2 separate regions of the Homo sapiens genome follow, and region 1 is linked to region 2. Evidence: chromatin loops called from intact Hi-C (ENCODE). Cell type or tissue: PC-3. All regions are shown on one strand. Links, peaks and the distances in the headings refer to the core of each region. The heading gives the core; the rest is flanking DNA.

Region 1 (16,177 bases), core at 7,940-10,439, 74 kb before region 2:
TCTTAAAGACCCTAGAAAAATGCTGAAGGCGGCCGGACGCGGTGGCTCACGCCTGTAATCCCAGCACTTTGGGAGGCCAAGGCAAGTGGATCACGAGGTCAGGAGATGGAGACCATCCTGGCTAACACGATGAAACCCCGTCTCTACTAAAAATACAAAAAAATTAGCTGGGCGTGGTGGCGGGCGCCTGTAGTCCCAGCTACTCAGGAGGCTGAGGCAGGAGAATGGCGTGAACCTGGGAGGCGGAGCTTGCAGTGAGCCAAGATCGTGCCACTGCACTCCAGCCTGGGCGACAGAGCGAGTCTCTGTCTCAAAAAAAAAAAAAAAAAGAAAGAAAGAAAAATACTGAAGGCATCTCAAAGATAATTTTAAGTTTACCACAAATATTCATATAAGGTGGACAAGGGGGCCACAGTTATGAAACATAACTTTAGTGTTTCAGATTCCTCTAATCAAAGATGTCATTAACAGGCCGGGCGCGGTGGCTCACGCCTATAATCCTAGCACTTTGGGAGGCCAAGACAGGCGGATTGCCTAAGCTCTGGAGTTCCAGACCAGCCTGGGCAACATGGTGAAACCCCATCTCTACTAAAATACAAAAAAATCAGCCGGCACGGTGGTAGGCACCTGTAATCCCAGCTACTCAGGAGGCTGAGGCATGAGAATAGCTTGAACCTGGGAGGTGGAGGTTGCAGTGAGCCAAGATCATGCCACTGCACTCCATCCCGGGCAACAAAGCGAAACTCTGTTTAAAAAAACAAAAAACAAAAAAAAGGTGTCATTAACAAAATCTGTTGTTGAACGCGTGTAAATACACATACCTCTGTATTATGACAGATTCTGGAAATACTGGTCATTCTAGTAACCTTATTCTTACTTAAACTTGGGGGAACACGCCTTTCTTGAAACTATAACTTCGAAGTTTTTAATGTAGGCAAACCCCCAACTTCCAGCTTTGGAAATCAGCTCTGTTGCAGCACATTTTATGAAGAAAAAAAATGTTCTGTGTGAAATACAGCTTTTAATCTCAAGTTTTAAAAAGACATGTTGTCTATTTGAAACTTAAGATGTGAATTGGCTTATCTTTGGGTCCTTATCCCAGGTGCCAGAGTTCTTGATGCTTCTCCCCCACAAACCTCGACTCATCGAGAAAAATTCCATTTGTACTGGGTATTTCTTCATTTTTTTCCCCAGTTGGAATCACAGCACACTTTAAAAGATTTAGCAAGTTGTCATCAGGTATGGCACTAGAGAGTGGAGAAGTAATGCTTCTGCTCTGTCCTATTCCTCATTACAGACATTGAGGAAGTAATCCTACCTATCCTTGAAGACAGAACCTCACAGTCCAACTGTTATTAAGCATGGAATCAAGTGGAAAAGACAACTTTTCTCTTTTAGCTCAGTTATTTCATTATCATCTAGAGGCTGTTTCTCTTTGAATAATTCTGTTCCTGGGAAATAATTCTTGTCCATTCCCCTACAGGCTTCTTTCGGGTATGAAGGTCATTTGAAAAAAAAAAAAAAAAGAAAATGTCCTTTCCATCTTGGTTTGGGGCTCCTGATATGTAACCCTCAGGGTAAATGTGTTCCACTAGATCCTGGGGTGTGACCCACTTAAGATGTTAATATGTTTTTTTCTTGATGAGTTAGCACACATAAACTATATGCCTTCAAAGAATTTGAGAAATTTTGTCTAACATGGAAAAGCTGAGTTAACTTGCCATAAACATAATGCGAGCATAGGACTGGCGCGGTGGCTCATCCCTATAATCCAAGCACTTTGGGAGGCCCAGGCAGGTGGATCACCTGAGGTCAGGAGTTTGAGACCAGCTGGCCAACATGGTAAAACCTGTCTCTACTAAAAATACAAAAATTAGCCAGGCGTGGTGGTGCATGCCTGTAGTTCCAGCTACTAAGGAGGCTGAGGTGGGAAGATTGCTTGAACCTGGGAGACGGAGGTTGCAGTGAGCCGAGATGGCACCACTGCATTCCAGCCTGGGTGACATAGTGAAACTCTGTCTCAAAAATAAAAATAAAAATAAATAATAATAATAATAATAATGGAAGCATAAAGTTAGGTTTCATTCATTTATTTGCATCGAAAGGAAAGATTGGTTTGCCTACTTTCATCCAATCCTACATGAGAAGAGTTTATACTGCAAAAATCAAGTGTATTATATAATGTGATAAAATAAAGATCAAAATCATGACTTTTTTATGCTTGTGGCCCTAAGCACTGTGTGAGTGTTTCATTTTTTTTTAAGACCAGATTTTGGATATTTACTGAACAGACTTATCAGTCTGATTCCTCAAATCAAGGACTTTTGAGAATGAAGTTCTCACAGACACTTGAATTGTTGGAACCTCAGTAGCTCACATCATTGAGCTAAATTTATATGCTAAAGTTAAAATCACAAAAACACAACCCCAAAAAGGACATTGCTGATTTGTTTAAGAAGGTGGGATTATTCAGCCTTAAACCAGACATGTGAATTGAATAGAGAGAAATTAGAGGTTGTATGCATTTGAGACTCAATGAAACCACATATTTTTAAAAAACTCTAATTCACAGATTAGGAAGGATTACAGTTTTTTTTTCTAGAAATGAAGTCACAATTCAGAAGGGATTTATAGAGTTTGATGAGTATAAATTATGTTTTACATTCCTGAAGCAATGCCTTTGGAGTGTAAACTTTAAGATATATATGATTTCTCAAGCCTGCCTTTCTAATCATCGTGGCTTAGTTTGAAGAGAAACTAATTATGTTAAAATTGATGTATGGCCATTGCTAAGATAATTTATCTTGGAAAATTTGGAGCAAAATATATAAATATAAATCTCCAAATGATTCTGAAGTCTCTGGCTATGAGGCTAAACTTTAGGCCATATTTGAGTTTCGGTGGCTCTTTGGAATTATATTCTTTATCACTATTGACATTGAAGTTGACAGTCACTCACTATCCCGGCTGTATACCTGGAGCTAGAGTTTGATGTGACCTGATTGAAATAATTCAGTCTACTAAATACCATGGTTTTCATTTATTTGATTCACAAATATCAGTGAATAGCACCAGGCCTAAAATTGTTGATCTTTGCATAAATAGAGTGCTTTTTGAATTACTTTTCAAAAAGTGATTTACTTTTGAAATTACTTTGATTACTTACTTTTGAAATTACTGCTGAATATCCATAATATTGAATAGTTAAGAGGTGCTACTTTGCCAGTGTTATGGATTAAACATAATTTAGCTGGCTGGGCATGGTGGCTCACATCTGTAATCCCAGTGCTTTGGGAGGCTGAGATGGGAAGATCACCTGAGGCCAGGAGTTTGAGGCCAGGAGTTTGAAACCAGCCTAGGCAACATAGTGAGACCTTGTCTCCAAAAATAATAAAAATAGGCTGGGTGTGGTGGCTTACGCCTGTAATCCCAGCACTTTGAGGGGCCCAGGTAGGCAGATCACTTGAGGTCAGGAGTTCAAGACCGGCCTGGCCAGCATGGCGAAACCCCGTCTCTACTAAAAATAAATAAATAAATAAATAAATTAATTAAAAAAAAAAAAAAAAAAAAACCAAAAATTTTCTGGGTGTGGTGGTGCACGCCTGTAGTCCCAACTACTATGGAGGCTGAGGCAGGAGAATCGATTGAACCCAGGAGTCGGAGGTTGCAGTAAGCTGAGATTGTGCCACGGCACTCCAGCCTGGGTGACAGAGAGAGCCTCCGTCTCAAAAATAAATAAATAAATAAATAAATAAATTAATTAATTAATTTTTTAAGTGTGTCCTTGTGAAATATGAAACTATGCTTAGATAAGTTCACTATTGAAAGTAAAATAGACACTCCAAAACTTGTGCATCTTCAAAAATGCATCCTAGTGACGATGGATGCACGATGTGAATGTACTTAATTCCACTGAACTGTAAACTTACAGGTGGTTAAAATGTGAAATTTTATATTAGGTATATCTTACCACAATAAAAAGTCCACTTCAATGTACACAGGAATGGACCCTGGAAACAATGTTGGAATCTCTGATGCTTAATCAAGAGAACAAGAAGAAATAAAACCCTGTGGCACATTCAGATTAGTGGGATGAGAGTTGAGAAAGATACGAAAATATAGTAGCATAAAGATATTGTGTAAAAACAATGATAAGAAATTATGGAATAAAGAACACAAGGGACAAAATTTCTGGACAGCAAAAGGACTAAAAGAAAGAGGAAAAAATAATGAGAAGGTTAATGAGGATTGGAGGGCAGTTAATGTAGAATCCAAAAGTGATCATATGACAAGCAGATCCCCATGAGAGTGAGAAAGTCATCACATTGGTTGTCAAATGCAACGGTAACTAAAACTGGCAAATGAAGATCATATGAGCAAGTGGAGTCAAGCCATACAACAGAAGGTGACCTACCAACACAAAAATTGATGAAATATTGCAGTGAAATTGTTTGCAAATAAATGCATTCTCAATTTTAAAGAGAACGGGGGGCCTAAAATTGTAAAGTTGATCTCATATTCAGTGGGGTGAGGACTGTAAACTTTAGTTGTATTCTGCAATTATCTATTTTTTAAAAACTATTTTATTCCCATTAACCATTCTGTCACTTGGAAGCAATTCATGTTCTACAAATATCTGTGATTTTTTTTCTCACAGTATTATAACAATTTATGTAAAGTGAAAAAACACTGAAACAATAATATACATCTTTAATGGAAATATATACATATATCAAAGTGTAGATACGGCAGACTGCTTAACACGATAACTGATACTTCACATCAACAGCAGGGCTGTGGGAGAGAGGGAGGGATAAGAGAAGGATGGGCCTTTACTATATCTATTACCTGCCATTTTACTGCACAGAATTAGACCATATACCACGAGTCCTCCATGTGTAAAAATAAAAATGAATAATTATAGCCGCTAATAGTAAATTTTTTTTTGATACACAGTCTCACTCTATCGCCCAGGCTGGAGTGCCATGGCATGATCTCGACTTATTGCAACCTCTGCCTCCCAGGTTCAAGCGATTCTCGTGTCTCAGCCTCTGGAGTAGCTGGGATTACATGCACCTGCCACCACGCCCAGCTAATTTTTGTATTTTTAGTAGAGACTGGGTTTCACCATGTTGGCCAGGCTGGTCTCGAACTCTTGACCTCAGATGATCTGCCAGCCTTGGCCTCCCAAAGTGCTGGGATTACAGGCGTGAGCCACCACACCCCGCCCAGCTAATAGTTATTGACTGCTACTGTATGCTCGGTATTTCGCTGTGCGTAAGTATATTACCTATTTTATTTTATCTTTACACTTCTCCAGGGAGGTGAGCACAACACCAGGCTTATTGAAATAACTTAAAGCAGGTAAATGGCAAAAATAAAATAAGGGGACTCATGGGTGGGCCTAACCATTTACCACTTCCTCCAGTATAGCCCTTTCGATCTCCATGTTGCTCTTTTTCATTTTTTATCCCATTCCAGGTTGCCCTGGTATTTGTTTTTTGCCTCATTTCTAAGGCGTGGTAGTTTTATTTTTGCCTGAGAAAAAGGGACCAGATAAACACACAATGACGTTTGCCTCAGAGCCTGATCCATGAAGGAATGGCACTGCCAGTTGCCCTTCAGCTGGCAGGCACCCCTCAGCTGCTTTGACTCCAGGTAGCATGGAAAAGAGATGGAAATGGACATCAAAGCACTTCTGGTGCCATGCACTGAATGTTAGCTTTTCTTATTTCCCACAATCCCCTATGAAGTGAAGAAACTATTTTCATCTCTATTTTATAAATGAGAAAACTAATGCCCTGAAAATAGGAGTGAGTTTCTTTAGGTCATACAGCTAGTGGGTTAAAATTCTATCCTCAGTTGCTCTGGCTCCATAGTCCCTGCTTTTTCCGTGGTATCATGCTGCTTCCTTAAAGGGCTAAGTTAGCCTTGTTAGGAGGCTCTCCCAAACTGTCTGATAAGTTGGCATAGAACTACACCTGTTTGATTGTAAATCTTCCCTAACTGGAAATCAAAGCCTCACCTGTGACCTGCTTGAACTGACCTCCCTCAAAGACGTGGAACCTAACATTTTGGAGGTCATACCATAGCAGATCCTGCTTCAGCCTTTCATTGACCTACAAACCTTGAGTATGACTTCATCTTTCAAATGTGTTTTTTAGCCTTCTCGCTAAGGGGCTGCCAGGGATTCAGTTGTGCCAACAATTACCAGCATCCAGGCAGCGACCCTCCTGTAATCACTGCCCACTATGTCCCCAGTATATAGGATAGGATCCTTTGTTATGTGCTCTCACAGAGCACTGTTCTTTCAGAGTACATATCTTAGTAGGTAATTATGTATTCATTAAAGTGATCATTTACTCTATATCCACCACCAGCTTGTAAGCTCCATGAAAGCAGGGTCGGTGTCTGTCTTCTGTATCGCAAACACTCCGAACAGTGCTCAGTAAGCATTTGTTAAATGCATGAATGCTTTTCCACCAAAGAATCAGATGGTTACTTATCTGGCCATAAAGAAAATACAAAAAGGTTGTCTGTGCCTCGGATAAATGGGCCTAGCTGTGAGGCCTGCCCAACCATTTGTTTGTTAGGGGGCTAAATGGTAGAAAAATGCTGATTCTTGCTCTGCTGCTCCAGACTTTGGAGGCTTTAAGCTTCCCTGAAAGCAGACATGAGCTCAGCTTACCTCTTTCTGGTGGTATTTGATTGCCACCTTCAACTTGGCCAGGTCATGGTACTTCTGAGGGTCAAGCTCTTCACTGTGGTCATCTCGATGGTTGAGGATGATCTCCAGTTCCCTGGAGCTCCGAGCTTGGTCCAGCAGGTCTTTGGCAAAGAGCTTGCACTGCTGAGAGAGCTCCTCATACTCGGCCTTGAACTCATTCTCCACCTTGCTGAGCTCCTTGAGCTCCCAGCCCAGACGGAAGGCAGTTAGGATGGGGTCCTCACTTGATAAGGCAATGAGTGAGGGGCTTGCCAGAGCCTTATAGATGTTCAGTCGGGAGCGAGAGTGGCGCAGGCTGTCTACCTCTGAACTAGACACACACTCCACACAGTTGCAGCGGATCTGGTGGGGCCGTGGGATAGTGACCCGTTTTTGGACAAGCAATTTGATGATTTCGTAGTTGTTGGTGTGGGCAGCCAGCATGATGGGAGTGATGTCCGGTGTGAATTCAGAGAACTGCGTGTCCATCATCAGAGTGGGGACCTAGGTACAAGAAATGAGAAGAATAGAAGGGCAGGATTAAAGTTTGGAGAGAGAAGCATAGGGCCTATAAAATGCTGGCGATTCAGGAATTAGAGTCTCCATTCTTGTTTCAATTCTTTTGACCTCCTAAACCTCCTTCCTTATAGCTAATGTTTGTGGGATGCTTATTGTGTGCCAGGCACTATTCTAAGCACATTACATGTCTTTACTCATTTAATCTCCACAACAACCTTGTGAGGTAAATATTCTTCCCATATGAAGAAGCTGAGACAGAGGGAGATTAAAGAACACACCTAAGGTTACAAAGTTTTTAGTCAGCAGAGCCAGGATTCAAACCCAAGCAAGACTCTAGAGCCAAGCTCTAGAGTCAAATTGTCAATTATGCAATGACAACATGCCCATTTCTGTCTGAGACATACTGGAGAATACAGAGAAGTAAAGGACATTTTTCCTGACCTCCTGGAGAATTACTTGGGTAGAGCAAACTTTCATAAAACTGGTAACAGTACATAGTATTATCTGCTCAGTTCCAAATGAGCAGTAGAGACTATATATATAACTTCAGGGGACCAAAGCCCAAGGCCAGACAGGGTTCGTCCAACTTCCTGTAGGTCCCAGGAAGGTAAAGATGATTCGTTAGGGTCAGGAAGAAGTACTCTGAAAATGAAGACTTCTCGGCTTGGGGAGGGGATACTGATAGCAACAGTACCATTGATAAAACTGCTATGTCCATGATGTAATGTTTAGTGTAAATAGCAGCTATAGGTGAAAGATGGGGGCTTCTTTGGGTATTCAGGAGCACTTCCGGGTGAGTGTGCAGAACCTGATCAATGAATTAAAAAATCTTTCGACTTTAAAATGTCTCTTGCCAGGCACAGTGGCTCACGCCTGTAATCCCAGCACTTTGGGAGGCCGAGGCGAGCGGATCATGAGGTCAAGAGATAGAGACCATCCTGGCTAACACGGTGAAACCCCGTCTCTACTAAAAATACAAAAAATTAGCCGGGCATGGTGGCGGGCGCCTGTAGTCCCAGCTACGTGGGAGCCTGAGGCAGGAGAATGGCATGAACCCAGGAGGCAGAGCTGGCAGTGAGCCGAGATCACGCCACTGCACTCCAGCCTGGGCAACAGAGCAAGACTCAGTCTCAAAAAAAAAAAAAAAAAAAAGTCTCTTTTGGGACCCAGTCTTTTCTCAGTCCAGTAGGGAAACTGAGGCAGCTTGCTAGACTCACAGAAGAGTTTAAGTGTGGTAGGATCTAGAGCTAGAGAAGGGGAGGGCTGGAATAGTCAACAGAGGCAACAGAGGCTTTAAGAGGTGGAGCCGAGTATTCAAAACATGTCTAGGATTCCAGAAAATTGGGAAATATTGATTTTTATTACACTTTAGGAAAAAAAAGTTCCAAATGTTCATTTTAACTGGGTAGGACAGACCATGGATAATTGGGAGTCTCATCGAATAGACAAATCATGGGATTTTTGTTTTGTTTTAGATTTTTTTATCTCTGTAAATGTAAGCAGAGAGACAAATCGTGTTTTAATCAATAGGTTCTTTTTACTCTCAAAACTCCTTTAAAAAATAAAACAACAACCCACAGTTACTGGCGAACTGACAAAGGGATGAGTTAACTGTTTTTCAACATCATTGCCTCCCTCCCACCTTGCACGCAGGATTCTCAAACAGGGAAGTGGCCAGAAAACATACAGTAGGAGAAAGGTGGAGGAGGAGGAGTTTGCAAGAAACCTGTTTCCTTCACTGAGTGCTTGCATCAGCCTCTGAATAGTTGAAAGATGACTGCATAATGGTCATTAATGGCTAGGATGGAGCAGCGAGTAAACACTGTTAAACATTTAGAGGGAGCAGCTACAAACAAGACAGCAGGAAGTGAGCAACTGGCTCATAAAGTAAATTGGACACAGGAAAGAGTAATCTCAGAAATTAACATAAGCTTACAGGCTAAGGAAGAAGTAGGTCTGAGTGGGTCTGGAAATGAACATAAACACTATCAGCATAAAGCCTAGAGTTGGGAGAGATGGGGAAGTGAGAAATTTGTCACAGTCTGCCCAGGAAGAAGCGAGCTCAGATGAGAAATCTGCCCTTTCTCCAGGCAGAGGCATTCCTCATCTCTGTCAGGGTCTAAAAGTGTTGAGCAGAAGGGAAGAGAGGCTAACCTGTAGCACAGGATTCCCTGGGTTCGATTATGGGTATGGGTCTGCTTCCTACCATGCTATTCCTCTTTCCTCGCTCTCTTTCTCTCTCTCTCTCTCTCTCCCCGCCACTTCCTTATTCTTTCTACTTTTCTTACTCTTTTCCTTTCTTTTCTTCTAAGGCAGTGCTGCCAGTCCTGTCCAATACACACAGCAGTACCCGTGAATAGTGTTTAGCCCCACTTGTATGATAGAGCCAAAAGGTTGTTGTTGTCTATGCCTAGAATATGAAATGCTTTCTGAAACTACTCGATTATATTGTCTAACAAGGAACTTTATTATTCTCCATTCGGCTTCCTGAGTACCTAACACCAGAGAGGAAACCTTTTAAAAAGAAAACTGGTCTACAGTGACCAACCTTGCCCTCCCGCCCAGACTGCTTTTTCTCCTCCTATCAGTGTTGTCACTCACAGGTTGCTTTCTGTGTGTATATCCTTGTGGATCCCCTGTGTGGAATGGTCTCTCGCCCCATTTCTCTGCCACTCAGGGGCCATTGCAAGTTCTGGCTTCTTCAATAGCTCCTCCTCTTAACTTTGAGCTTATCTCTTGCTGCCCGCTCAAATACTGTGGGCACAAGGTTACATGCAAGAAAATCACTTTTCTGATGCTGTCTTACATTATTCTCAAATTACTTCACACACGTACTTTTTGCCTCCTTGATAAGGTTATGAGCTCTTTGAAGGCAGAGTTGTCCTGGTCTGCTCTTGTTTCCCCTATGGCATCTAGCACAGTGCTAGACACACAGCAGGCACTCAGCAAAAATAAATTAAATTTCCTGTTTTCACATTAAGGAATTGACTCTCTTGGGCCAGGCGTGGTGGCTCATGCCTGTAATCCCAACACTTTGGGAGGCTGAGGTGAGAGGATCATCTGAGCCCAGGAGTTCAAGACCAGCCTGGGCAACATAGTGAGACTCTGTCTCTAAAAAACAAACAAACAAACAAACAAAAACATTATATTAGCTAGGTGTGATGGCAAGCACCTGTAGTCCCAGCTAGTAGGGAGGTTAAGATGGGAGGATTGCTTGAGCCTGGGAGGTCGAGGCTGCAGTGAGCTGTGATCATGCCACTGCACTCCATCCAGCCTGGGCAACAGAGTGATACCCTGTCTCCAATAAAAAAGTAAAGAAAAGAAAAGAGAAATTGACTCTATTGTTTATAAACCTGACTCCCACAATTTGGGTCAATATGAGCTAATTTCCTTGGACCTCTCCTTCCCATGTCCAGCTGAGAAGGCAGACATCCCAAGACTCCAAGAAGGGTTAGATGATTAGCTCTGCAGGGAACTACTACGAGGTCTCACAAACTTGGGACATTTCTGCCTGTATTTTTCACAATTCTATTGCTTCAAAGTGGGGACTGATCCATAGACTACGGGTTTCTTTTTATTCCTTCTACCCCTTCTGCTTTGTCCTCCTTCATCATCTTGCTGTTTTTATTCCTTCCCAGGCTGTGCAGAGACCACGGACTATCATCAGGACAGCCAAAGTAAAGGAAGAGAAAGTTCTATAATGAGGGTTAGAAGATTCTGATAATAATCTATCTAAAATGCAGGCCAAACAGGTAACAGAAATCAGGACCAGGTGTAGGTGTATACGCATAATTTGGGCGAGTGAATGATAGAAACTGGTAAACTGCAGAGACCCTCTCAAAGGGGGCAGCTACTACTCAGCTCCTGTAAATTGTCATAAACACAAGTGAGGAGCAGTGTTATAAATTTTTGAAAAGAAGCCGGAAACATGGATTTGGGGGTAGAAGCTCTTAAAGTTATAAACGTTGGCTCAAAAATTTTAAAGACAGTGTGCAGGCCAAGCAAAATACATATGTGAAACAAATTTGGCTCCAGTGAACCAGTTTGTGACCTTCGTGCTAGCACATAAGTTGTGAGACTAAAAAGAGATGGGAGAAGAAATTGGATATTTAGGCAAGGGCCAAATGATAAAAGGCCTCATATGCCATGCTAAGGAATTTATATGTTATCTGTTGACCACGGGGAACCACTGAGGGTTTTAATCAGGAGAGTGGCATAGTTGATTAGCTTGGCCACAGTGTGGGAAATGGGCAGTGGTAATCATGCTCATAAATGTTTAACAACCAGCTCTCCACAGGGGAGGAAAAAATATCCTGTTTTGTGTGTTTGCCAGTTTTTGTGGTGTAAATACTCCCACTGTGGCCAGTTTCATGCTACCAATATGACATCCTGGAACATGGAGTTGGGAAGAGGAGCAGATAACCCGCTCTCGCCAGCTGGTGCAAGCCAGCTCCAAGCACACCACCATGTGTTTCAGAATAAGACTAATTAAAAGATATCATCAGTTCAGGTGAATAGATGCAAGGATCTTAAATTAGATAGTGATTCTAGAGATAGATAAAAAATAACAAATTTAAGGCATTCATTGGATGTGTCAGGGAAGGCAGGGAGAAGAAATCAAGGGTATTGAGTCTCCATATTCCAATGCCTGGTTGAACAGTAGTGTCACTAATTGAGATAGTGCATACAGGAGCAGGTTTAAGGTTTTTAAAAGTTCAGTTTTGTGCTTGTTAACTTTGAAGTCCCTACTGGGAAAGCAGCAGGAAATTGTATAACTCCAGCATGAATCTTGAAGGAGAAGTCAGGGCTGAAAATATAGATGTGAGAGCCTTCAGCCAGCAATAGTAGTTGAAACCAAGAGTGGACAGGATCAGCCTCTGCCTGCCCTTGTTTCCTCACAAGTGGCTCCACCTATCTACTCCAAGGACTCTGTCCAGCCCCAGTTTCCAGGGCAACCAAGGCCTGAAATAAGAAGCACTCAGGAGGCCTGCCTCAGGTTCCATCATTCCAAATTCCTACTGTTGAGGCTTTTGCAATGGGACATTCTTGTTCTGTTAGTTTCTGAATTGCAGCTTCTTCTGCACCTGTGCCCTAGCTTTTAAAACAAGGCTTCACCCTTGTCTGAGTTTCTGGCCTAATATCCCAAGCCTCTTTAATGAAATGTGGCTGTGAAGAGATGAGGCTGCATCTTGAGCACCTTGATTAGATTGGGGGAGGACCCGGGGAGGAGGGAAGAGGCTGTAGACAAGGGAAAGAGGGGGCTTGTGGGTAGATCAGGGTGCCTGAAGAGATGAGGAGAGATGAGGTCCAGAGCAAAGGTTGGGGTGAGGTGGAGGTTGATCTTAGTCTGGAATAAGGATGCCTTATCCTCAGAGACTGGAGGAAAAAAGGTGAGTTGAATGGAGGTGTTAGTAGTTTGTTATTGAAGAGGGCTGGAAGCTGAAGTATTTCCCATCTAAAAATGCAGTTTTCTCATTGAAATGGGAGGTGAGATCAGATGCTTTGAGTGAGGGAGGAGAAGTTGGCAGGGTGTGTGGGGAGAGTTCAATGTATGGAAGATTTGCTAAGGGGAAAGAAAGAGGAAGACAAAGGAAAGTAAAAGGATGGCCTAGCAGTCCTGAAGTCTTGGGTAAATTAGCAGCTGTAAATTTATAATGGCAGTGATGCACAGAAGAATGTGGCTTTTTTTTTTCTCTCTAGCAGCTTTGACAGTCCAGATGTGGGGATGGAAAATTCAGGTTTTGGATAGATTCAGGATTGTGGTTTTGCCAGACGTGAGAAGAAGTTGAGGATGAAGTAGTTCAGGTGATTGCACTTGAAGACCAGATCAGATAGGTAAGGGCTAAAAGTCTGGGAGGAAATGGAGACATTGAGGGACTTGAGGTCTCTTTGAAGTGAAAAGACAGAGTAGGCAAACTGGGAGGATGGGAGACTGTGGACAGAGAGTAGGGTGCTAGTAGATATGATGTCCACAGTGGAGCAGTGCTGAATGGTGACCAGCTGTGGGTTGGTCATGGGCACAGTGGGCTGAAGTAGAGTGAATGTGGAGGTCAGTGGAGTGGGGAGGTCAAGGAGCTGATGGGTCAGGATGCTGGCTGCATTGTCCACATGGGTGGGTGCTGAAGTTGTCCAGAGTGATGACACGTATTGGGCTGAAGAGGACAGCTGTGATCTAGGGGCCAAGATAATCAGAGTACTTTGGATAGCGACTAAATCAGCAGATGATCAGGAGATGGAAAGAGGAGTGACTGTGTCCACACTATTTTGAGGAGGGCTTCTGAGAGGTGAAGCCAGCTGTACTTCCTGGGTCTAGTGGGGACTTGGAGAACTTTTCTATCTTATAAGAGGTTTGTAAAATCCACCAATCAGTGCTCTGTAAAAATGCACCAATCGGAACTCTGTAGCTAGCTAGAGGTTTGTAAAATGGACCAATCAGCAGTCTGTAAAATGGACCAATCAGCAGGACATAGGTGGGGACAAATAAGGGAATAAAAGCTGGCCACCCCAGCCAGCAGCGGCAACCCGCTCGGGTCCCCTTCCATGCTGTGGAAGCTTTGTTCTTTCACTTCTTCACAATAAATTATGCTGCTGCTCACTCTTTAGGTCTGTGCCATCTTTTAGAGCTGTAACACTCAACGCAAAGCTCCACGGCTCCATTATTGAAGTCAGTGAGACCATGAACTCACCAGAAGGAATGAATTCCAGACACACTTTCACAGTGCAATTTAAGAATATCTTGCTTGGCTTTGTCATTTACTAGCCTTTTTGTATCTCAATTCCCTTGCCTATACAATGGGAAAATGACAGCAGCTGGGCAAAATTATAAGGATTAAATGAGATTGTGTGTGTATTTTCTACATAGGGTTTAGAACAGAGTTGTCCAATCTTTTGGCTTCCCTGGCCCACATTGAAAGAAGAAGAATTGCCTTGGGCCACACATAAAATACACTAACACTAATGATAACTGATGAGCTACAAAAAAATCACCCAAAAAAATCTCATAATGTTTTAAGAAAGTTTATGAATTTGTGTTGGGCCACATTCAAAGCTGTCTTGGGCCACATGTGGCCTGCAGGTCGCAGGTTTGATAAGTTTGTTTTAGAACATACTAGGTTCTCAACAAACATGGTTCCTATCATTATAACAACAAATGTATTACAAAAGTGGCCAGGTGCTGTGGCTCAGGCCTGTAGTCCCAGCACTTTGGGAGGCCTAGGTGGGCAGATCACTTGAGGTCAGGAGTTCGAGACCAGCCTGGCCAACATGGTGAAACCCCATCTCTACTAAAAATACAAAAATTAGCTGGACATGGTGGTGCGCACCTGTAATCCCATCTACTCGGGAGGCTGAGGCAGGAGAATCACTTGAACCCGGGAGATGGAGGTTGCAGTGAGTGAAGATCGCACCACTACACTCCAGCCTGGGTGACAGAGCGAGACTCTGTCTCAACAAAACAACAAAAAAAATGTATCTTAATCAAAAGCAAACTCCCCAGCACAGTAATGGTTTAGTCTTCACCTGGGCAAAACTGTGACATATGGAAACCGTAAGAGCACCCCCCTTCAATTCTATTTTGTGTACTTTTTAATGTTCTACCTAACTTAATACAAGTTAACCCAGTGCTGTCTTGCAAGCCTCCTGTGCAGGCTTAATCAGTACTGCCTTTTATGGATTGTTCTTATATTTTAGGTTAGGTTTACTAAATTGTATCAGTTTCCCATCCAGGTCCCTGGACTTCTGGGTCCCTTTAGGTGACTGGTCTGCTATTCTTTGAAAAAAAAAATCCATACAAGTTACTAATATTGATAACAATATCTGGAGCTGTCCTGAGCGGGGGGTATTTACATTTTAACTGGTGGCACCTAGAAAGAACACCTTGGCATTAGCCAAAAAAAATGAGAATTTCAAGGAGGACTAGGCTGGTAGGGACTTAAGTTTGGTGAAGGTCTTTCTCAGGCCTCACAATCCACTGTACAGCTTGATTCCTACTCCACTTTCAGATAGAGTGGATTCTGCTACTACTGGTGGCTCTGTACATAAGGTTTCTCCTAGTAGCTATTAAGAAAAATTGTGAAAGACTTTGGATCATGAAAAAACATAAACTAGAGGTCCTGTCTAGTATATTTTCTGGATTATCCATGCCTTTGATTCTCTTTGACTTAATTTAAAACTCTATAAATTGTAATGCAACTATTTCTTATTGGGTGGAATATAATTGATTATTGCCTTGTGGATATAGACTACTTTGTATCCATTTGTGAGTTTATTTCTATGTTTCCAATAGCCTGTATCATGGGAGAGCAAACTTCTTCTGTAAAAAGCCAGACAGTAATTGATACTCTGTGGACCATACAACAAATTACATTACAATGTCGTTTCATTACAATGAAATGAAACTTTCATTTTCATTGTAAAATGAAAGCAGCCATAAGTGTAAGTGAATGGGTATGGCTGTGCTCCAATAAATTTTATTTATAAAAACAGTTGACAGGCCAGATTTGGACTGAAGGCCATAGTTTGCAGACTCTTGGCCTACCTACTGGTTCCCTCATTAATTAATGAGTTGAATAAAATCTTTGTCATGTTTACTTTAAATTTGTATGAAGATTACGATTTAACATTTTTTTTTTTTGAAATTATCTTTTAACAGCCATTTTGTGTTCAGATTGAGGTCAGGTGAAAAATTCAATTTGATTATTTATTATCAAATTTCGCCTTCTCTTTAAACTCCAAAATCATACTGAAAGATCTTGGACTTTCTGTTTAAAATCATGTTTTTTAAAAGGAAAAATAAAGATAGGGGGAGGTGAGGAAGAGGGAAGGAAATCAATAGGCCAAGAATTTAGATTTGGCTTATATTATCTATAACTGTACTTCTAAAGAAACCTGGTACATCAACCAACTCGATTGAATTTTAAAATTTGCAATGATGTGGGCTAAGGACATGGCCAC
Region 2 (16,177 bases), core at 8,612-11,111:
ATCTCAACAGACATACACAAATGGTAACTATGTAAAGGTTACCATTAATTAGTTAATTAGCTGGTAATAATTTCACAATGTATATTTATAACAAAACATCAAGTCATACGTTTTAAGTATATATAATTTTTATATGTCAATTATATCTTAATAAAGTTGTTTAAAAAAGACCCGCAGCTAACATCATACTTCATTATGGAAGAATGAATACTTTCCACCTAAGATCAGAAACAAAGCAAAGATATCCACTCTTGCAACTTTTATTTAGTATTATACTGGATGTTTTGGCTAGTGCTAGAAGGAAATAATAAGAAATGAAAGATGTACACATTGGACTTTTGATAAAGGTATAGCAATCAAGAAATGTGGTAGTAGCATCAAGAGAGACAAATAGATTAATGGAAAAAAAGAGTCCAGTAGTATGCCTACACATATATACAAAACTGATGTCTGAAAAAGGTAAAGGCAATTCGTGGATAAAGAAGGGTCTTTTTCAACAAAAGGTGCTGGAACAATTGGATTTCCATGTGAAAATAAGGACCTTTGAGCCATACTTTACACCATATGCAAAACTTAATTCAAAATGGATCACAGACCTATGTGTAAGGCCTAAAATCATAAATGACTAGAATAAGATATAATGAAAAATCTTTGTGACCACGAGCTAAGCAATGATTTCTTCGATATAACATCAAAAGTATAATCTATAATAGATGAAAGGAAAGATTAATCACACTCCATCAAAATTAAAATTATCTGTTGTTCTAAAGACACTATTGAGAAAATGAAAACATGAGTTACAGACTGGGAAAATATATGCAAATCATAATCTGATAAAGGACTCATTCAGAACATATAAAGACTCTTAAAACACCCCAAAATTGAAACAAATAATCTGGTTTTTAAGTTGGGCAAAATATTTGAAAAGATACTTCACCAAAAAGGATATATAAATGGAAAACAGGCATATGAGAAGTTGCTCAGCATCACTAGTTTTTAGGTAAATACAAATTAAATCCACAATGTGACACCATTATGCATCTATTAAGTTAAACCTAAAATTAAAATGACTGACCATACCAAGCGTGGGTGAGAATGTGAAGGAGCTAGAACTCTCATATACTGCTAGAGGGAATGAAAAAATGGTACATCTTTGTAAACCAGCTTAGCAATTTCTTTTAAAAGTAAGCATACATGTACCGTATGATCCAGTCTAAAAATAACTAAGTAGTTATCCCAGAAAAGTTAATGTATATGTCCATACAAAAAAATTGTACGTGAATTTTCATAGTGGCTTTATTTTTAATAGCCCCAAACTGGAAACAATCCAGTTGTTCTTCAACAGGTAAATGGATAAGTAAATTGAGGTGTATTCATATAATGGAATACTATTCAGCAGTAAAATGGAATAAATTGTCAATGCATGCTACAATATTGATAAATTTCAAAATAAGTATGGTGAGTGAATGAAGCAAGAGAAAAAGAGTATACACATTATTATTCCATTTATACAATATTCTTGAAAATTAAAATGAATCTATAGTGAGAAAAAGATCAATGGTTGCCTGTGGATGATGGGGATGCAGAGGCATTACAAAAGGGACAGGAGGAAACTTTTGAGTGTGATAGATATGTTCATTTGTGGTGATTTCAGGAGTTTAATGGGATATATGTCAAAACCCACCAAATTTTACACTTTATGTGCAGTTTCTTATATGTTCTATACCTTATTAAAATTGTAAATTGCACAAAAATTGAGGAAATATTCTTTTAGTATTTGAATTCAGATTAATCAATGAATTCATTCATGTCATTGATGGATGAATAAAATTTCAACATACATCATTGTTTTTTCATTTTAGTTTCACTCATTAACTTAAATAAAAATATCAACCAATGTTCATATCAAAACTTGACTCCTTCATCAATTACAAACATAGCCCAGCTAAGGATACAAGCTTCAGCAAAAGTCATTGAAAGCATTTTGTGAGATTCAATAGGCTATATGGAATTTACAATAGAGTATTGTATATTTCATTATTATTTCTAAATTGTGTGCTACACATCATTTATATCAATAAAATCTGCAATATATCTATGTATTAGTCAGAGATACACATCCCATTAGCCTGAAGACTGTGACTAATATATATATATATTATATATATGTATATATATATATACACACACACACACACACACATCCTGTTGGTCTGGAGAACTCTAATACATAAATTTATATGTATATGTATATACAGAGAAGACTATCTATGTGTATGTATGTATATATCCGTATATGTATATATGAGAGAGATTTATTATAAATAATTGGCTCATGGAATTATGGAAGCTGAGAAATCCCAAGATCTGCAGTCAGCAAGCTGGAGACCCAGGAGAGCTGATGGTGTAGTTCTAGTCTGATTCCAAAAGCCTGAGAACCAAGAGAGCTGATGATGCATGTTCCAGTTCAAAAACCAGCAGGCTTGAGACCCCTAAAAAGCTGATGTTTCAGTTCAAGTTCAAAGGCAAAAAAAAGACTGATGTCCCAGCTCAAGTGGTCAGGCAGGAGGAGTCCCCACTTGCTCATAAGAGAGTCAGCATTTTTATTCTAGTTAGGCCTTCAACTGATTGGATTGAGGTCCACACACATAACAGGGGCAATCTGCTTTACTCAGTTTACCAATTCAAAGGTCAAGCTCATCCAAAAATACCTGCACAGACACACCCAGAATAACATCTGACTAAATATCTTGGCGCCCTATGGCCCAGTTAAGTTGAGACATAAAATTAAGCATCACATGTCCACCATTTGTCAATTTGGCACCTAAACACATCTCATTAAACCACACTTCATCCCCAAATAAAAACAATAACAAGGTCATAATTCAGCCTAACATGATGCAACTGTCCTGTGTACAACTGAAAATTCACTAACCCCTTTTCTAGAAGAGGAGGTAAAATCCTTGAGTGATGTTTACTCTTTGCCTTGATGTCTCACAACTTAATTACCACGATGTAAAGTTAATACATTTTATATTTCATGATAAAGGAATAAAAAAGGAAATAATACAAAGATGGTTGCTTAATATATATAAACACAAACTTATTAGATATGGTTTGGCTCTGTGTGCCAGCCCAAATCTCATGCCGAATTGTAATCCCCACATGTCAGGGGAGGGACCAGGTGGGAGGTGATTGGTTCATGGGGGCAAATTTCTCCCATGATGTTCTCATGATAGTAAGTGAGTTATCACAAGATCTGATGGTTTTAAAGTGTGGTACTTCCCCCCTCGCTCTTGCTCTCTCTTTCCTGCTTCACCATGGTAAGACATGCTTGCTTCCTCTTCACCTTCTGCCATGATTGTAAGTTTCCTGAGGCCTTTCAGCCATGCTTCTGTACAGCCTGCGGAACTGTGAGTCAATTAAACCTCTTTTAGTCATAAATTACCCAGTCTCAGGTAGTCCTTTATGGCAGTGTGAGAATGGAATAATATAATATTCGTTATAAAATAAGGAAGAAATACGCATGATAATTATAGTTCTAATTTCTGTAACTGGCCATGTGGTCACAGTTAGCATTTATAACTACCTTCTTCCACTACTCATTCTGTGTTCCCTTTGCCTTCACAAGCATCTCAGCTGGTCACGGTTGTTTATCTGGTGGGATAACTGAAACCTTTATTCCTGAAGGTTCTGGGCCATTAAGCATCCTGCCTGGATTGGGTTATAGTTTTTCACTGACCTTAATCACAGGGCATGGTAATATTAAGAGATCCTCTAAGGAATCTCCTGTGTTTCAGACATATTCTTCCTTACCTTCATTATGGAGTAGTAGTTCAATTTTCCATTGGTATTCAGGCTCAATCACACCAGCCAACACCATGAGTCCCTTCTTTGCCTGCTGATTAAGATGCTTGAGGGGACCAAAGTGGCTGGGCAACAGTCTTAATTTCCAAGTCAATGGAGTTGTTGTTATGTCTTCTGGTAGAAGCATTCCTGCCTTTGGAACTAAGGCCTCTAGGTCAGCAAGGCATAAGGTCATGGGAGCAGGAAACAAAAATCTTGCTAGTGGGTTACTAGGGGTAATAATGAGCGATTCCACTCTCATTTGTACCCCTAGATTTTTGGAACTGTGAATCTTGGCTATGGGAGCACAGCATCATATATTGGATGCTGATTCAGAGCATATAGACCCTTCTGGAGGAACCTGCCCTAACCTTAAAAGTATTGTTACCAAGTTGATTCTGTAACTGAGTCTTGAAAAGGCCATTCCACTGTTCTTTCAAGCCAGCTGCTTTAGGATAGTGAAGAATATGGTAAGACCAGTGAATTCCATGACCATGGACTCACTGCTATACCTCTTTTGCTGTGAAGTGAGTTCCTTGATCAAAAATAATGCTGTGTGGAATAATATGATGGTGGATAAAGCATTCTGTAAGTCCATGAATGATAGTTTTTGCAGGAGGTATTGGTCCCTGCTGCTATCAGATTGGGCACTCAGCAGTGACTGTAGCCAGGTACGCCTTGGTGAGTGGGAGTCCATGTTGCTGAGCCCATCGATTACCTCCATCACAGCCATCATGACCACTTTCTTCATAAACCCATTGGTGATGATGGAAGTGGCTGAGTAAAGAGCCTGACTGCTATCTACAGAACAGATCATACTGTCCACTTGATTATTAAAATCTTCCTCTGTTGAGGTAACCCTTTGGTGAGCATTTACATGGGGAACAAAATCTTCACTTTTTTGCCCATTCAGAGAGGTCTATCCATATATTTCTTTCCCAAATTTCCCTGTCATAAATTTTCTAATCATGTTCCTTTCAAGTCCCTGACCATCCAGCCAAACCATTGGCTATAGCTCATGAATTAGTATATAATCTCATGTCCAGCCATTTCTCCTTTCAAGCTAGTGAACAACTAGGTACACTACTCAACATTCTGCCCACTGAGAGGATTTTCCTTCACCACTCTCCTTAAGGGACATCCTAAAATGAACTGTAATGTGGCAGCTGTTTACTCTTGGGTGGTGCCTGTATATTGTGTCAAACTGTCTGTAAACCAGGCCTGAGTCTTCCCTTCTTGTGTCAACTGATAATAGAGAACTCCTCATAAGGCCATAGGTACAGGCTGGGAGACAGAAGACGGCGTAGCAGGAGAGGGAACCATGGATATTTGGGCCACTTCTTCATTTAACTTACATTTGTCCTCAGAACCTGCTCAGGCCTTATCACGTATATATCACTTTTATTTGATGATGAAGTGACCCCCAACTTTATAGCTTGGTGTGTCAGAAAACACCAAGTTCATGATGTGCAGCTCAGGTTGCATGGTAACTTTCTGTCCCATGTTCAAGCATTCAGTCTCTACTAAGGCCCAGTAGCGGGCTAAGAGCTGTTTCTCAAAAGGGGATTAGTTAACCACAGAGGATGGCAAAATCCTAAGGGCCTGCGCTGTGATTCACTTCTAGGGGACTGCCAAAGGCACCAAACAACCTCCGTATCTGCTACTGACACTTGAAGCATCATTGGTTCGGCTGGGTGATGTAGCTCAAGCGACAGAGAAGCTTGCACAGCAGCCTGGATCTTATTCTGGGCCCCACTCAAAACTAGCAGGTTTACAGGTCACTTGGTAAATAAGATGGAGTAACACACTCAAATGAGAACTATGTTGTCTTCAAAATCTAAAGAGGTCCACTCAGCATTGTGCTTCTTTCATTGTAGGAAAGGCCAAATGTAGCAACTTATCCTTCACCTTGGAAAGGATATCTTGAAAGGCTTCACACCACTGGACTCCAAGAAATTTTACTGAGGTGGAAGGTCCTTGAACTTCTGTCAGATTTATTACCCACTCTCTGGCACACAAATGTCTTACCAATAAGCCTAGAATAGTTGCTACTTTTTGTTCACTGGGTCCAAGCAGCAGAATATCATCAATGTAATGAATTAGTGTGATAGCTCGTGGAAGGGAAAAGTGATCAAAATCCCTCTGAACTATATTATGACATAGGGGTGAACAGTTGATATACTCTGAAGTTGGACCAAGAAGTTGTATTGCTGGCCTTGCCAGATAAAAGCGAACTGCTTCTGGTGGGCCTTATGTACAGGGATGGAGAAAAAGACATATGCCAGACTAATACATTTATACTATGTATATATCAAGGGATGTGTTAATTTGCTTAAACAATGACACTATATCTAGTACAGCAGCTGCAAGAGGTTTACAGTAATACACTGTCATATGAAGATCCATCTGTCTTCTGCATAGGCCAAATGGGCAAGCTGAAAGAGGATATGGTGGGAATCACCATCACCATTTTTCAAGTGCTTAATGGTGGCACTAATCTCTGCAATCTTGCCAGGAATGTGCTATTACTTTTGGTTTACTATTTTCTGAAGTAGAGGCAATTCTAGTGGTATTCACTTGGCCTTTTCCACCGTAATGGCTCACACTCTATAGGTCTGGAAGCCACTGTGATAATTCTGCCAGCTGTTGAGTATATCTATTCCAATTATGCATTCTGGAGCTGGAAAAATAAACACAAGATGGGTTTGAAGACACACTAGACCAACTGTGAGACAGATCTGAGCTAAAACTTCTTTGATCACCTGACCTCCATAACCCCCTACTGTGACTAGTGGACCACATTGATATTTTGGAATTATTTTCACTTCAGAGCCAGTGTCTTGTAGTCCCTCAAATATCTGATTATTTTCTTTCCCCCAAATGCACAATTACCTTGGTAAAAGGTCATAGGCCCCATTGGGGAAGGCTGGGATAAAGATTAACAGAATAAATTTTTTCAGTGTATCAGGGTCCTTCCTCTAGGAGACCTGGTTTCCCCTTCATTCAAGGGGTTCTGGGTAGGTAAACTGGCTAAAGTCAGAAAATTGATTGACTATCTGTTTTTATGATTCAGGTTAGACTTTGGCTCACTTTACCTAGAAATTTTCTGCTCATCCAGATTAAGTAAGAATTTAGTAGGCTTCCTAACTACTTCACTTTTAGGGACTCCGTGATTAAGTAGTTAATACCATAGGTCTGCACAAGTCAGATCATTCTGATGCTGCTTTGACTCTGTTGTCCCTTATGGTAACCATGCCCACCTTGTCTTTGGCAGTTGAGTGCTGCACTTGGCCCCTGCCACACCAGAATCTAGGTACTCCCATAGCATTTAGGTTTCCCAATTCAGTCACTGCAGTTTTCACTGTAAGGTCTGGCCTACAGAGAAGAGCAACCACAGAATTCTTCAAGAATGCTGAGACTCCCCTCACAAATTTATGTGAATGATATGTCTTCTGGACCTTTCAAGGATAAATGAGAAGACCTTAAATGACAAATCCACTGAAACATCCCAATCTCTAAACTTTTGAATCTTTCCTCTACATTAAACTCTACATCAAACTAAGGTAGGTCTGGCATTTTCAATTTGCCACTGGAGGCCTTTTGGTCCTTCTTTCAGCTATTCACCCAAACAATTACAGTATTTTCTAACTCCATAAGCTGCAACATTAAATGCAGAATCTCTAGTTAGTGAGCCCATATCGACAAATTTGGCCTGATTCAACTTTATGTTCCAGGTACCATTATCCCAAATTCTTAATATCCATTCCCACATATGTTCCCTGGATTTCTGTCTGTTGACAGAAAACTCAAATAGTTCTTCTGGAGTATAGTATACCTCCTCATGGTTTGTACCTCACTTTTAGGGGCCTGCTGGGGCTTGAATCTACTTATCAGTGTAGAAGCAAAAAGGAGTGGTGGGAGTAAGTTCTGAGAAGACTCAGCATTGTCCTGCACAGCAACTGCCTCAGGGGAGGCCGTTACACTTTTCCCAGGCAATGCAGGGTTAATCCTCTCAGACAAGGGTAGAGAAGTCGCTACCACTGGGGGTACAGAGGCCTACTTAACTGGCAAAGAAGTGTCATAATTTAGGAGCTCTATGTCCCTAGCTTCGTTATGGGCTTCCCACATATCCCCACTCCAAAATTCAGGACCTCATCTCTTCCCAATAAATGCCTTCACTTTATCAGTAGACAATCTACAAAGCTGGAAGTTTAACTTTCATTGTAATTCAGCCAGTTTCAGGTTGAAACTCTGGATTTGATTTTCAGCAATCTCAGTCCTATGGATACAGGAGATAAAGGTCTCCTTCAGGGCACATATAGAAGCTTTCAGATCATTTATGTGGCACTTGACCTGGGAATTTGAATCCCTGAGCTCATTCTTTTCTTTCTCTATTGTATCTAGCAACATCAGGAGCAGCCAGACAATCTCATTACATTTGTTGGTTTGCAAAAAAATGTTTGGGTGTATCATATACAAATCATCCAGATCTTTGTTTCTTATAAGTGGTTGATTAGGAGTATTCAATATGATATTTTGCTTTTATCTATTGCCAGATCACACCATGGACCATCAGTGCTCTCTTTACTACTGAAAATAAAGTCATTAGTGTCTTTTTAGATTAAGACTTTTTTATTGTATAATGTAAGCTGTGCAACATGATATTTTGATATACGTATACATAGTGAGGCAATTGTTACTTTTAAGCAAATTAACATAACAGTCATCTCATATAATTACCTTTCTTTTTCTTTCTTCTTTATTTTTTTTGTAGTAAGAGTACCTAAAACCTATTCTCTTAACAAATTTCCAGTACACAATACAATATTATTAACTATAGTAACTATAGACCCCATGCTACACATTAGATCTCTAGATTTATTCATCCTATATAACCACACCTTTGTACCTTTTGACCTTCATCTCCCCACACCCCAACAACTGTTTCTATTCATTCAACTTTTTTTTTTAGATTCCACATATAAGTCAGATCATGCAGTGTTTTTCTTTCTCTGTCTGGTTTATTTCACTTAGCATAATGTCCTCTAGGTTCTCCATGTTGTCGCAATTGACAGGATCTCCCTTTTTAATGCTGAATAATATTCGATTGTATATGTACACCACAATTTCCTTATCCATTCGTCAACAATAGTCTGAAGTCCAGAAAAGACTGATGTTGCAGTTCAAATAGTCAGGCAAGAGGAGCCCCCTCTTACTCATGGGAGGCTTATGGGAGGGTAAGCCATTTTGATCTATACAGGCCTTCAAATGATTGAATGAAGGCCACCCATACTGGAGAGGGCACTCTACTTTACTCATTCTGCCAATTCAATTGTTAATGTCATCCAGAAATATCCTTATGGAAACACATAGAATAATGTTTGACCAAATATCTGGGCATCCCACGGCCCAGTCAAGTTGACACATAAAATTAACCACCACGATTTATGTATAGCAATATAAAGCAGCAAATAGATATTTTTTCTGGAGATCTGGTTGTTAAACATTTACCAGAACACCACTGGATGGAGAACAAGTATTTGGCTTCTGATAAGTTTATCCTGGTGGTAGGCAGGGTTTCTACCTCTAAAGCAGATGCTTCTCTTTGCTCTGGATCTTAGGAAAAATAAAACACCTCATATCTAGACACACTGGCAACCCCTTTGTCATTTTACTTACAGTCAGAGAACAAGAACCTGCTGACACCTTATATCAATTAGGTGCCATATGCCTGTCAGTCAGTTGGTGAAAAAAACTGTCTTGTCCCTAGCTCTATTGATTGCAATCTTTTATAGAGCACTCCAGTTTAATGGAGATGGTAGCTGATATTTAGTCATTTTGTACCTATTTCACCCTTCCTTTCTTCTTCCTCTGCTTGACACAAATTTACCCTTGTACCTGACAAGACAAATAGCTTGGAAACATGAGTTGTCACTTGAACTTGAACGTAAAGATTTTAGGCTGGTATTCAAATATTGAGTGAACATGTTATACCCTAAGCATTCTTAGGAGTATGGAGCATCTTATTCATTTTTATATTCCCCTAAAGGGTCAGGCTCATTGCCTGAATGTAGTAAGTATTCAATATATATTCGCTAAATAAATGAGACCTCAAGGTGCATATGATTTGCCTACTGTCCAATGTCCTTTACCATGCTTATCTTGGCTTGCTCATGGTACATATTTTCTTTGATTTTAATTCCATGAAGACAAAACTTGTTGTCTCATATTCACCAAAATATTTCCTCACTGAGCACAGATTCCGGCATAGAGCAAAAGTAGCTGGAAAAAATTTTATTGAGGAAATGAATGAACAAATAAACTTTGGGCAAGTTATTTAATCTCCCTGAACTCTTGTTTCCTAATATGGAAAGTAGCATTACTAATCCCATTGTGCAAATATATGTATAAAGTTCCTAGAACGTTGCTTGGCACATAGCAGGTAATCAATAAATGTTCATTTTCTTCCTTTCTTGTTCCCTTTGCCTCATCCTGACGATGTACCTGGATGCATATCCTATACCCATTTTCCATAATGACTTTGTTCTAGCAAGCAACCTAGTAAACCAAGCTATCAAGTGTCTGTTAATGGCCAATATCAATTTAATTCTCAGGGAATTTACAGATGAAAAACCTTCAAGATTCAAAGCTGTAAGTTGGAAAGAAAGGCTTTTCAGACCCCATGAGCAAAGTTAGAGGAAATATTTTGGGCTGAGGCATGATGCTTCTTAGAGTGTACAGTGTTCCAGCATGCTTTCCCTTATTCACAAATGTAACTCTGTCACAGCTATTTTCTTTCTCAGGAGTGACCCCTGAAGATCTTTAGCACATAAGACCATGGGTTATGAGTTTTTTGGCTCGCCCACTCTAGGAAGTAAGAATGTTCAGAATTTTCACACTCTTAAAGCCAAGGTTTCAACTTCATATTGGACCAATTAAGACTTTCATGAATGAGCCTAACTCATTCAAGATAACTTTTGAGAAATTCATCTATTCATCTGCCTCTCATCTTAGATGTAGATTCTAGTTTTAGTTGTACCAAAGCTTATCTTGAGGCAATCCTGCAACTTCTCTATGCAGTTCTCTCTCCATAAAGCAGATTTGTAAATATGAATCAAGAGAGAATTGGATAAAGAAAATGTGATGCTTTCACACAGTGGAATACTGAACTGCAGTTAAAAGGAATGATCTAGATCTCAAAACGATGAATGAAGAAAGCAAGATGCATACTGTATGATATCTTTGAAACAAATTAAAACACACAAAAATAATACTACATATTTTCACATATGTAGAAGTATCAAAATGTTCTGTAAGAAAATTCAGAAACCAATAACACTTTTTACCTTTGGGGGGAAAATGAAGGCACAAGAAGGTTTCTTGGATTGGGAGAAAGTTGCCAGCTTTATCTGTAGTGTTCTATTCCGAATTAAAAATATTTTTATCTAGTTTTCTAAAATCAAGAACATTCTATTTTTCTTTAAAAGGGACAGTTAGACTAAGTAGTCTCCAAGGTTCCTTTGAAATCTAAAATTCTGTGGCTTTGCAGCCGGGTGTAGTGGCTCATGCCTCTAATCCCAGCACTTTGGGATGCCAAGGTGGGTAGATTGCTTGAGGTCAGGAGTTCGAGACCAGCCTGACCAACAAGGTGAAACACTGTCTCTATTAAAAATACAAAAATTAGCCAGGCATGGTGGTGGGCACCTGTAATCCCAGATACATGGGAGGCTGAGGCAGGTTAATCACTTGAACCCAGGAGGCAGAGGTTGCAGTGAGCCGAGATCACACCACTGCACTCCAGCCTGGATGACAGAGTGAGACTCCATCTCAAAAATAATAATAATAATTCTATGGCTTTAAGATACAAGGAGAAATTCAGTAGTGAAAGGTTGCAACAGTATCTCAAAATTCTCTTGAGATGGAGATGCACACTTCTCTGGGATAAATAGATCACGTTAAAATGGCCCCAAGACAGGGAGATAAAGAAGACAATCTCCAGGAGCCCACTTTGGGTAAATTTTTTTCTTGGGAGATCAGAGCAGACCACCTTTATTTCAACCCCGTGTGTCTATGAAAACAAGCAAAGATGTTCTCTTCAGCTCTCTTAAATGAATGATTGCTTTCTGGGATCCTGCATGAGCTATGTCTGGGCATCAGTGGAGGATCAGAAGTGCTTGGTTACCAGATGGCCTACTACAGAGAGATCGAATTGTCTCAGATATTTCCCACCATGGCATACTTCCATCTTTTGACAGAAAAATCAAGGAAAAATGTTTTCTCTGCAGAAATTCCTCGTGCGACTTACTTTTCTTTTATGCTAACTGCTGCTGCTAGTAGAAACTGCTCTAAGCAGAACTGCTTTATCTTTGATGGGTAGGCAAGGGCTTGTCTGAAATTAAAAGACCCAGACATCCGATTGCCACTGAATGAGGTAAAAGAGACAGAAAAATTGATCAGAAACTACTCTTTTACTCCCACCAGTTGTCTGTCTCTTTCCTCTTTCCTTCCTTGTGTCTCTATCTCTTCTAGGTCAGCAATGCAGGGCTGTTAGAGACCTTCAGTCCTGGAGATGCTCCCTTTCCCCTCTATACCAATTGCATTTGTTATACTCATTCCTGCCGGTACCACAGTGGTCATGCCAGTGGCTAGATGCATTTGGAATTCTTTCCCATTTTCCTCTGGGCCTACATCTAGCCCCTCCTTCAAGAAGCCTTCCCTGACCACCTCAGTACACAGTGACTGCTCTTTTCCCTGTACTCTTATGACTTATTAGCTGAACCATACAGATTAATCTCTCATCATTTAGATAATGTTAACCTTCTTTCTCTATCATCCTATTTCATAAACAGGGCTGAGATTTAGACGAATGGGGGACAGTGGCCAAAGGCAATGGTCCATCAAGGCTCAGATGTTCATACAATCCTTCACCACCATTTTTTTCTCCCACTTAGAGTGAAAATGTTAGGTTAACGTTTGGGTGGAGGACACCATGAGCAAATGAGCAAAGTAGATAGATGAATCAATTTGATAAAGAAAAGCCCTTTAGGGCTCCTGCACATCATTTTCTAAAAACCTGGCAGCAATCTATCACACCTAGGTCTATTCATCAAATAAATAATTTGATAGGTTTTTTTAAAAAAATGAATTTAGCTGCTGACTGGATATGCTACCTTTGTCATAGCCTGGAAATCTCTCTACTGGGCAATATAGAGATTTTTTCAAAAGCTTATAAATACCAAGCCCATTTTTCCTAATACACAGGAGCCCAAAAAGATCCCTAGGGTTTCAGGCTATCTAATAAATAATCTACATCTTTTGTTTCTGAAAAGAAGAAATCAATCAGCCCAGCTGGCTTCTTAGATTAGCTTTCTAACTCAGAGAGAATTTATCATCACTCTTATTACTGTACTTAGCTTGGATGTCAGACTCAATTTAGGGTTCAGCACTGAGAATCACAAGTCACAGATCAGCTAACTGTGACATTAATCAAATGAATCCAGTATATGAGGGATAGAGCCAGTATGATCCTTTGGCAAGTAGAGACTTTCCCAAGTTACTACCTTGCACATTCAAAAAAATAATTTGTGCTTGGGCACAGGGTAAGACTAGAAAATGGTGGGAAGGAGGGCTTACAAAAGCATGGAAACTTTTGAAGGTGATGGATATTTCTATTTATCTTGATTGTGGTGATGGTTTCACAGGTGCATACATATGTCAAAACATATCAAGTTGCACACTTTAAATATTTTTACTGCATTTCAATTATATCTCAAGAAAGCAGCTTTAAGCATTTGAAGATATACATTTTTTAAAATTGCATTTACTCATTGAGAAAAATTATCATATGGCATAATTTCTACCTTAACCCCAGTGGCTAAGATAACTGACTGTGGAGTTAGACAGACCTATGGCTGTCACTTACTAGCTGAATTTCTTTGAGGTTTTTATCCTCTTTAAATCTTATTCTCCCATCTGAAATATGGGAATTGTTTTTTAAAACATTATTATTATTATTATTATTATTATTATTTTGAGACTGAGTCTGGCTCTGTTGCCCAGGCTAGAGTGCAGTGGCACGATCTCAGCTCACTGTAACTTCTGACTCCCGGGCTCAGGCAATTCTCCTGCCTCAGCCTCGTGAGTAGCTGGGATTACAGGCACCTGCCACCACACTAAGCTGATTTTTGTATTTTTAGTAGAGACAGGGTTTCACTGTGTTGGCCAGGCTTGTCTCAAACTCCTGACCTCAAGTGATTCATCACCTTGGCCAAAGTGCTGGGATTACAGGTGTGTGCCCAGCCTTTAAAATTATTATTATTATTATTTATTATACTTTAAGTTCTAGGGTACATGTGCACAACGTGCAGGTTTGATACATAGGTATACATGTGCCATGTTGGTTTGCTGTACCCATCAACTCATCATTTACATTAGGTATTTCTCCTAATGCTATCCCTCCCCCAGCCCCCCACCCCCTGACAGGCCCCGGCGTGTGATGTTCCATGCCCTGTGTCCAAGTGATCTCATTGTTCAGTTCCTGCCTATGAGTGAGAAAATGCGGTGTTTGGTTTTCTGTCCTTGTGATAGTTTGCTGAGAATGATGGTTTCCAGCTTCATCCATGTCCCTGCAAAGGACATGAACTCATCCTTCTTTACGGCTGCATAGTATTCCATGGTGTATATGTGCCACATTTTCTTAATCCAGTCTATCACTGATGGACATTTGGGTTGGTTCCCAGTCTTTGCTATTGTGAATAGTGCCACAATAAACATATGTGTGCATGTGTCTTTATAGTAGCATGATTTATAATCCTTTGGATATATACCCAGTAATGGGATCACTGGATCAAATGGTATTTCTAGTTATAGATCCTTAAGGAATCGCCACACTGTCTTCCACAATGGTTGAACCAATTTACACTCCCACCAACAGTGTAAAAGCATTCCTATTTCTCCACATCCTCTCCAGCATCTGTGGTTTCCTGACTTTTTAATGATTGCCATTCTAACTGGTGTGAGATTGTATCTCATTGCGGTTTTGATTTGCATTTCTCTGGTGACCAGTGATGATGAGCATTTTTTCATGTGTCTGTTGGCTGCATAGATGTCTTCTTTTGAAAAGTGTCTGTTTGTATCCTTTGCCCACTTTTTGATGGGGTTGTTTGTTTTTTTCTGGTAAATTTGTTTGAGTTCTTTGTAGATTCTGGCTATTAGCCCTTTGTCAGATGGGTAGATGGCAAAATTTTTCTCCCATTCTGTGCCGTGCCTGTTCACTCTGATGGTAGTTTCTTTTGCTGTGCAGAAGCTCTTTAGTTTAATTAGATCTCATTTGTCTATTTTGGCTTTTGTTGCCATTGCTTTTGGTGTTTTAGTCATGAAGTCCTTGCCCATGCCTATGTCCTGAATGGTATTGCCTAGGTTTTCTTCTAGGGTTTTTATGGTTTTAGGACTAACATTTAAACCTTTAATCCATCTTGAATTAATTTTTGTATAAAGTGTAAGTAAGGGATCCAGTTTCAGCTTTCTACATATGGCTAGTCAGTTTTCCCAGCACCATTTATTAAATAGGGAATCCTTTCCCCATTTCTTGTTTTTGTCAGGTTTGTCAAAGATCAGATGGTTGTAGATGTGTAGTATTATTTCTGAGGCCTCTGTTCTGTTCCGTTTGTCTATATATCTGTTTTGGTACCATTACCATGCTGTTTTGGATACCGTAGCCTTGTAGTATAGTTTGAAGTCAGGTAGTGTGATGCCTCCAGCTTTGTTCTTTTGGCTTAGGATTGTCTTGGCAATGCGGGCTCTTTTTTGGTTCCATATGAAGTTTAAAGTAGTTTTTTCCAATTCTGTGAAGAAAGTCATTGGTAGCTTGATGGGGATGGCATTGAATCTATAAATTACTTTGGGCAGTATGGCCATTTTCATGATACTGATTCTTCCTATCCATGAGCATGGAATATTCTTCCATTTGTTTGTGTCCTCTTTTATTTCCTTGAGCAGTGGTTTGTAGTTCTCCTTGAAGAGGTCCTTCACATCCCTTGTATGTTGGATTCCTAGGTATTTTATTCTCTTTTTAGCCATTGTGAATGGGAGTTCACTCACGATTTGGCTATCTGTTTGTCTGTTAATGGTGTACAGGAATGCTTGTAAATTTTGCACACTGATTTTGTATCCTGAGACTTTGCTGAAGTTGCTTATCAGCTTAAGGAGATTTTGGGCTGAGACGATGGGGTTTTCTAAATATACAATCATGTCATCTCCAAACAGGGATGATTTGACTTCCTCATTTCCTAACTGAATACCCTTTATTTCTTTCTCTTGCCTGATTGCTAAT

What was found. Hi-C counts contacts between places; a loop is a spot of excess contacts. Peaks named below come from ENCODE experiments on the same cell type or tissue, not always from the same donor. Only the 100,000 strongest peaks of a DNase experiment are listed, where the experiment ranks them.
Region 1: it touches region 2 in a loop (24-fold over the local background); 1 of 110 quality-filtered maps calls a loop at or near these places.

Annotation. Positions count from the first base shown.
Region 1 is chrX:111,905,603-111,921,779 of GRCh38, forward strand. It overlaps TRPC5 (transient receptor potential cation channel subfamily C member 5), which reads right to left. Exons shown (of 11, transcript NM_012471.3): 3 at 6,689-7,210. Among named protein-coding and RNA genes, the nearest start is that of TRPC5OS, 38 kb to the left of the region's middle. RefSeq lists an enhancer at 6,945-7,444. In PC-3, for the core only: no CTCF peak of the experiment used is centred there; a DNase peak (open chromatin) is centred at 8,979; H3K27ac peaks cover 1,246 bases.
Region 2 is chrX:111,978,743-111,994,919 of GRCh38, forward strand. The region is part of intron 1 of TRPC5 (transient receptor potential cation channel subfamily C member 5); the gene reads right to left. Among named protein-coding and RNA genes, the nearest start is that of TRPC5, 96 kb to the right of the region's middle. In PC-3, for the core only: no CTCF peak of the experiment used is centred there; no DNase peak of the experiment used is centred there.